Regions from separate parts of the Homo sapiens genome. Here regions 1 and 3 are each linked to region 2. A link is an interaction called in ENCODE POLR2A ChIA-PET data of the cell type or tissue named here. Cell type or tissue: OCI-LY7. All regions are shown on one strand.

Region 1 (2,500 bases), 250 kb before region 2:
CCCAAAGTGCTGGGATTACAGGTGTGAGCCACCGCGCCCAGTAAGTATCAGTGAAATTCTAACATATATCTGAACAGTAAAATACCACCAATAGGCTGAAAGACTTCATGGGAGGTAAATATTCAATAAACAGGTGAAAAAAGAAATACAAATGGAGCTTGCTTAGATTATTTTTCTAATTGCTATGTCTAACTTGGGAAGTGAGGAACTGTTTTTGGTCAGCATAATTTACCATCAGAATTTAGCTATTTACTAATGAAAAGAAATACTAATCTAGGTTTGTTTTAGATTAAGGACAGTCATGACCTAAATGTCATTTAAACCAGAGTGCATTGTGGCTTGATCAGTGGTCATTTCTGTCTCTAGAAAGTTGCTTTAACTTCTCTGCCTCTACGTGTCTCTTGACATTCAGATATGAGGTGGGGTAGAGGTGGTGACCAACTTTCCAGACGCCTGAGTCCAAACCTTCTTAGCTTATGGTTTTCTTAGGTGATGTGCAAATCAACAAATATATACTTTTTTTTTTTTTTTTTTGAGTTGGAGTTGCACTCTATCACCCAGGCTGGAGTGCAGTGGCATGATCGTGGCTCACTGCAACCTCCTCCTCCCGGGTTCAAGTGATTCTCGCACCTCAGCCTCCTGAGTAGCTGGGATTACAGGTGCCCGCCACTACGCCCGGCTAATTTTTGTATTTTTAGTAGAGATAAGGTTTCACTATATTGACCAGGCTGGTCTCAAACTCCTGACCTCAAGAGATCTGCCCACCTCAGCCTCCCAAAGTGCTGGGATTACAGGCGTGAACCACCTTGCCTGGCCAACATATATATACCTTTTGCAACTTTGTCAGAGTTGCTATGAAGAATAAGTTGTATCTTGTTCACAGAAATTGCAGTCTACTGGGGGAGCTGATAAATGTTTTAACCATCCAATGTAACATGTTGTCATCAAAGAGATGGTGAGACTTTACACTTGTGCTAACAAGGTAGCTGTTCTACATAAAAGAACATACAGTACAGATGTAGAACTTTTCTGTTATCATAGAACGTTCTATTGGACAGTGCTAGGCTGAATGCTACAGATCTTCAGAGAAAGGAGAGGTTATGAGGCCTGGAGTTGTCTAGAAAGTCTTTTTGCCAAAGAGGGATTTCAACTGGGTCCCAAATAATGGGTGGAATTTGATAGGTGTAAAGAATTTGCGGTGGTTTATGCCTGTAATCCCAGCACTTTGGGAGGCTGAGGCAGGAGGATTGCTTGAGCCCAGGAGTTTGAGACCAGCTTGGGCAACGTGGTAAAACTCCCTCTCCCCTAAAAATAAAAAAAATTAGCCAGGCCTGGTGGCGTGGACCTGTAGTCCCAGCTACTGGTGAGACTAAGGTGGGAGGATCACCCAAGCCCCGGGGGTTAAGGCTGCAGTGAGCCGTGATCCCGCCACCGCACTCCAGCCTGGGTGACAGAGTGAGACCCTGTCTCCAAAAAAAAAAAAAATTCCTGGTAGCCCGGTAGACTAGGAGGGTAAGTAGGGGAGAAGTGATTACTTACAAAAGACATTGAATACAGGACCAAGGAATTTCAGTTCTGTTCTTTTGTAGGGGAAGCTTTTAAAACTTTCGGGGCGCCGGGCGCGGTGGCTCACGCCTGTAATCCCAGCACTTTGGGAGGCCCAGACGCGCGGATCACGAGGCCAGGAGATCGAGACCATCCTGGCTAACACGGTGAAACCCCATCTCTACTAAAAATACAAAAAAAAGTAGCCGGGCGTTGTGGCGGGCGTCTGTAGTCCCAGCTACTCGGGAGGCTGAGGCAGGAGAAGAGCGTGAACTCGGGAGGCGGAGCTTGCAGTGAGCCGATATCGCACCACTGCACTCCAGCCTGGGCGACAGAGCGAGACTCCGTCTCAAAAAAAAAAAAAATAAATAAATAAATAAATAAATAAAACTTTGGAGCCGAAGCACTGATGTTTAATCATAGAGTGCTTACTATGTGTTAGGCACAGGCCTGATTGCCTGATGCTGGTTAATTTGTACAAAGTAAATCAGTGCATATGCCCTCTGCCCTAGGGGAGTTATTAACTGGAGTCTGACATTGTACAAAGGTAGGTATCCTGACTAGTTTGATTTGGTACTTTGGGTGAAAAAAGTATAGTGTGCTTAAGTGCAGAAGTGTTTTTTGAGGATTTTTGATTGGATACAAACCACCACTCATATTTTATGTCTTTGGCACTTAAAAATTTCACCATAACTTTTGAGTCATTTATAAAAACCACTGAAAGAGTACTTGAGGGACATCCCCGAATCCTGAAGAACTTCTGGTGTTCTGGAGCAGCCTCAGTGAGATCCAGGAGGATGGCATTGCTGGGCTGGCCCAGCCCTTATTGATTATGGTGTAAAGAATTAATATGGTGGTTATATACTCTTTGTTAGACACCTTGGCTTACAAGACGTAAGCGTAAAGTGTAGTGCGCTTTAGTCAGTATGGCCACATGGTCCTTTGGTGGTAAATT
Region 2 (2,500 bases):
ATAGTGTGACTCCAAGTCCTTATACATTCTCTCCCCTTTCCTGTGGAAGACATGAGGTTGGGACTGGTGCTTGTTCTTAGTGGCCTCTGAACAAGCCAGGGTTCTGATTTGGATGGTGGGTCCATGGCAAGGAGAATCTTTCTCCCTAGATCTGAAGCTCCAGCACGGCCATTGTACTTGTGAAAAAAAGTCAACTTTTTTTTGAGACAGAGTCTTACTCTTTTGCCCCAAGCTGGAGTGCAATGGCGCGATCTCAGCTCACTGCAATCTCTGCTTCCTGGGTTCAGGCAATTCTTGTGCCTCAGCCTCCCAAGTAGCTGGGATTACAGGCGTGTACCACCACGTTGGCTAATTTAAAAAAATCAACTTTGACTGTAACTTTAGCTCTTATGGAGAATTTGATTTTTGTCTCAAAGAAGACTTTGAAAACTATGTCAGTTTTGGCTATAATTCCATCACCTGACTGCACAAGTGGATAATTTTTGCCAGGGGTTCAAAAAGAAAGATTGCCAGTAAGACACACATCCCTGGGAGGCAGGACAGCTCAGTGAATGCATTCACCTTTACTACCTGCCATGTCTTCAGTTTCCCAGGCTTGGGAGGAGAGGGTATAATGCTTCCTGGGGCTCTCGGTCTGGCCTTCCCCTGGCTTAGACACCCTCATATCTCCGTGCGCCCTTCCTAGCAAAATTGGCTTCCTTGGGCTTTATTGACTGCAAAGGTTGGACACCACTGCTCATTTGATCACCAAGCAGGGCCAGGCAAACCACTAGGCAACAGACCGTAAAAAGTGCTGGGTGTGCCTGCTCAGGTATCTCTGGAAGGCAGGATCAGTGACCAGGCAGAACATGTCACCAGCTAGTTCATGCCAGGGAGAGCCTGTCTCAGTTCATTGGGATGGCCAGAGTCTGTTCACCAACAGTCTTGGAGAAAGTGTTACAAATAACCCTGTCAGTACTCTTAGCTACTGTTTACTCAACATGATGTGTGTGAGACAGCTGGCAAACACTGCCATTAACCCTGGTGTGCCCCATATTAGTGATGAGAACACTGAGGCTCAGCTCAGGTGGCTTCTACAAAGTGATTCAGAAGTGGCAGGAGACAGTCACATCTGTGGTGCCGAAAGCCAGTGCCTGTGCTCACTCTCTCTCTGCCAGATGCTCTAGCCCTGGCTGTGCTTCAGTGGGTGTGCTTCACCTGCAGATGCTGGGCTCTGTGCCAAACCTTCATGAGAATCTCGAGGGGCTGGCTGCACAGATGACTTCAATGTACAGACACCGTTGAGAACCACTGCAGGAGAGTTATTTGTCTCCCCTTCTGGCTTGTTTTTAAAAATCACATTCTGTTCCTCTAACCCTGTGGTTTGGTAGTGACAAGACTTAGATCTGTTACCTGTATTTTTCTCGACCTGTAGGTGCTGGTTACTTCCCAGCTCGGTACCCTAAGCACCAGCTGCTTTGGTTTTTTTGGAATCAGAGACTTGGTTTTCTATTACCATCTCCCAGTCCATTCATACCTCCTCCTCCAGTGCCCCAGCCACAGACCATTGCTCAGCCAAGACTCTGTGTCACGTGGATTCATGGTAATAACCAACTTGTAATTCCACTGTGGTTTTCCCTCTGTTGCTGTCGCCCTGCCTGGCTCTGGGCGGCTCCTCCCACTGTTGAGGGCACTCAGAAACTGCAAGATTACTGTGACTGTTGCTAGAGCCAGCTAGAGCTAGACCTTCCTGGACCAGCAAAGTTGCTGCCACAAAAAAAGAGAGTTTCATTCACCTAGCAGCCCTAAACCAAACATAGGGCAGGCACTGCCTCCATTGTTCTTCCACAGCAGGGAGGATGGCATCATGTCTATGGTGGGTCTGGGGGGTTCTGTCACCTGTAGGCTGGGTGACCATGAGCAGGACATTTAATATATGAATGTTAAATTATCTATCTGAAAAATGGAGGTTGTCGTAAAGCTTGAAGGAGATAATAGTTGTGCAATTGGGAAGCTGAGGCGGGAGGGTTGCTTGAGGCCAGGAGTTGGAGACCAGCCTGGGCAACACAGTGAGACTCCATCTCTGCAAAAAAAAAAGAAAGAAAGAAAGAAAGAAAATTTTAATTAGCTGGGTGTGGTGGTGTATACCTGCTGGAGGCTGAGGCAGTAGGATCTTGGAAGCTGCAGTGAGCTGTGATCACACCGCTGCACTCTAGCCTGGGCAACACAGTGAGACCTTGTTTCTTTAAAAAAAAAAATTATTTCCTTCCATCAGCACTCTTTGAGTTCCTAGTATGCACATAGGCACTGTGAGGAAGGCATCTCTAAGAAGCAGAAAGCACAGACCTTGTCTCTTCATTGACTGAGGTGAAATGAGAAAGCGTCTTAAACTATGAAAAATTGAAATGACATAACTTTGAAATATTTACATGGTATTTCTGGTTGCTAATTGAGACCCACCACCCCGTACTTCCTTCCTTGTACTTTTGGGGAAGAGGTGGGCCCCATTTCAAACCTCTTT
Region 3 (2,500 bases), 99 kb before region 2:
AACCTAGTTCTTAGAAGAATTGTGCAAATCAGTAGCCAAATCATGTGGGATGGAATTCAAGATAACCCTGCCTTATACCAAACTCTACATTATGGAAAATAGTGTTAGAGCAAGATTCATTTTCAGTCCTTAGAGTTACCTGAAGTCCCTTCCCAGTCTACCCAAATGTTTCTGCCCTAATCTGGTTAAACTCAAAGAGCATCTGCCAGATGAGTTAAAAATTGTCAGGTGAGTCTGAGGGGGGCATCATGGTAGTTTTATAAAGCCTTTCTTTAAAAAATCAAGAGCATGTTAAAAAAAGAAACTACCGGCTGGGTGCAGTGGCTCACACCTGTAATTCCAGCACTTTGGGAGGCTGAGGTGGGCGGATCACAAGGTCAGGATATCGAGACCATCCTGGCTAACACGGTGAAACCCCATCTCTGCTAAAAGTACAAAAAATTATCCGGGCGTGGTGGCGGGCGCCTGTAGTCCCAGCCACTCGGGAGGCTGAGGCAGGAGAATGGCGTGAACCCGGGAGGCGGGGCTAGCAGTGAGCTGAGATCGCGTCACGGCACTCCAGCCTGGGCAACAGAGCAAGACTCCGTCTCAAATTAAAAAAAAAAAAAAAGAAACTACCTGCTATTGGAGTATAATGGTTCATATTTCCAACTCTTAGGTGGAATGTATTGTTTTTGTGTCTGAAAGATTTGTAAATGCTATAATTTAACAACATTGCTTCATAAATTCCTTAGCAGTAACTCAGGAGGTGAACCTTCGGGCATTTTTCCAGATAAATCTGTGCTCTTTGTGTGCAAAGCATTGCTGCTTAGGTAACTAGTGATAATGCATAGGGTTCAATCAACACTTCAGATATTTTCACTTTTCTTTTACTGGGCTTTTTCAAAATGGCATATGTTTATTATATTTCTGAAGTCAAAATACCAAATCTAAAACAAGTGATTTTTTAAAAAAAATCTCTCAGCTGGGCGCAGTGGCTCACACCTATAACCCCAGCCCTTTGGGAGCTGAGATGGATCACTTGAGGTCAGGAGTTTGAGACCATCCTGGCCAACATGGTGAAACCCCATCTCTACTGAAAATACAAAAATTAGCTGGGTGCGGTGGCGGGCACCTGTAATCTCAGCTACTTGGGAGGCTGAGGCAGTAGAATTGCTTGAACCCGGGAGGCAGAGGTTGCAGTGAGCCGAGATCTTGCCACTGCCCTCCAGTCTGGGCAACAGAGCAAGACTCTGTCTCAAAAAAAAAAAAAAAAAAACTCTCTGCTAATTATTTATTACTGTTGAAATGCTGCTTACCATGGCTGACAATTTTGAACAAAAGTAAAGAATATGTCTACGATGTCAAAGTTAGCAATTCTTTCCCTAATTCTCCTTTTGTACTTTTGCTTATAAGACCTTAGTACATTTCATAGTCAGAGCTTCATAGACCCAGCTGTGTATCTTTCCATGGCCAGGCTGAGTGTCTACATTTTGAAAACATTTTAAAGTTAAAATTCAGTTCAAGAATATTGTCTTTAGTCTACCAAAAGGGCTAAAAACATTTACTTTGGCCAAACGTGGTGGCTCACGCCTGTAATCCCAGCACTTTAGGAGGCTGAGGTGGGAGGATCACTTAAGGTCAGGAGTTCGAGACCAGCCTGGCCAACACGGTGAAACCCCATCTCTACTAAAAATACAAAAATTAACCAAGCATGGTAGTGTGCCCCTGTAATCCCAGCTACTCAGGAGGCTGAGACAGGAGAATCATTTGAACCGGGGAGGCGGAGGTTGTAGTGAGCCAAGATTGTGCCACTGCACTCCAGCTTGGGTGGCAGAGCGAGACTGTCTCAAAAAAATAAAAATAAAAATAAATAATAAAATAAAAACATTTACCTTGGTAACTAAGTGAATATTTACTCTGGTGGATGTAAGGGGAAAATAAAGAAAAAACGCCCAAAGCACTGATTGTTTGTTCAACAGATTGTAAACCATGGCTGTGTGGATACAAGCTCAGCAGCTCCAAGGAGAAGCCCTTCATCAGATGCAAGCGTTATATGGCCAGCATTTTCCCATTGAGGTGCGGCATTATTTATCCCAGTGGATTGAAAGCCAAGCATGGTAGGTGAACAAGGATGTTTGCATCATATTTTGTGAAACACAAGAATATTGGAGTTTGTTTAGAAAGATGTCATGATGGCAACTTTCAAAGTTGTATTTTTAAACATTTTTAAATGTGATCCATAAAAAGGTATTTAAAATTTTTTTTCTTTTTATAGGTGAAAGGTATTTAAGCCCATCTTAGATTGAGGGGATGGAATAACTCTTGGGATTTTTAAAACAGGATTTGTTCCCCTTTAATAGTAAATACTGTCTAAAAGCATTAGAATATTACTGCTAAGAAAGAGCAGCCAACAAATATGTTTCGAGTGCCCATGGGATGCCTAGCAGTGTCCTAAGTAGTAGAATTTATATGAAAAAAATTAAAGCCCAACATTGTGTTGTAATCCCAACACTTTGGG

Evidence for each region. ChIA-PET counts read pairs that join two places held together with the same protein. Peaks named below come from ENCODE experiments on the same cell type or tissue, not always from the same donor. Only the 100,000 strongest peaks of a DNase experiment are listed, where the experiment ranks them.
Region 1: POLR2A ChIA-PET joins it to region 2 with 15 read pairs; 8 of 35 experiments call an interaction of 5 or more read pairs at or near these places.
Region 3: POLR2A ChIA-PET joins it to region 2 with 25 read pairs; 2 of 35 experiments call an interaction of 5 or more read pairs at or near these places.

The regions. Positions count from the first base shown.
Region 1 is chr17:42,383,543-42,386,042 of GRCh38, reverse strand. All of the region lies in intron 1 of STAT3 (signal transducer and activator of transcription 3), which reads left to right. Among named protein-coding and RNA genes, the nearest start is that of STAT3, 3.6 kb to the left of the region's middle. In OCI-LY7, no CTCF peak of the experiment used is centred here; no DNase peak of the experiment used is centred here.
Region 2 is chr17:42,132,281-42,134,780 of GRCh38, reverse strand. The region is part of intron 1 of RAB5C (RAB5C, member RAS oncogene family); the gene reads left to right. Among named protein-coding and RNA genes, the nearest start is that of HSPB9, 11 kb to the right of the region's middle. RefSeq lists enhancers at 859-908, 1,479-1,528. In OCI-LY7, no CTCF peak of the experiment used is centred here; a DNase peak (open chromatin) is centred at 1,190; H3K4me3 peaks cover 1,987 bases; H3K27ac peaks cover 2,500 bases.
Region 3 is chr17:42,231,599-42,234,098 of GRCh38, reverse strand. STAT5B (signal transducer and activator of transcription 5B) reads left to right here. Exons shown (of 19, transcript NM_012448.4): 2 at 1,962-2,099. The coding sequence starts at 1,972. Among named protein-coding and RNA genes, the nearest start is that of GHDC, 38 kb to the right of the region's middle. In OCI-LY7, no CTCF peak of the experiment used is centred here; no DNase peak of the experiment used is centred here.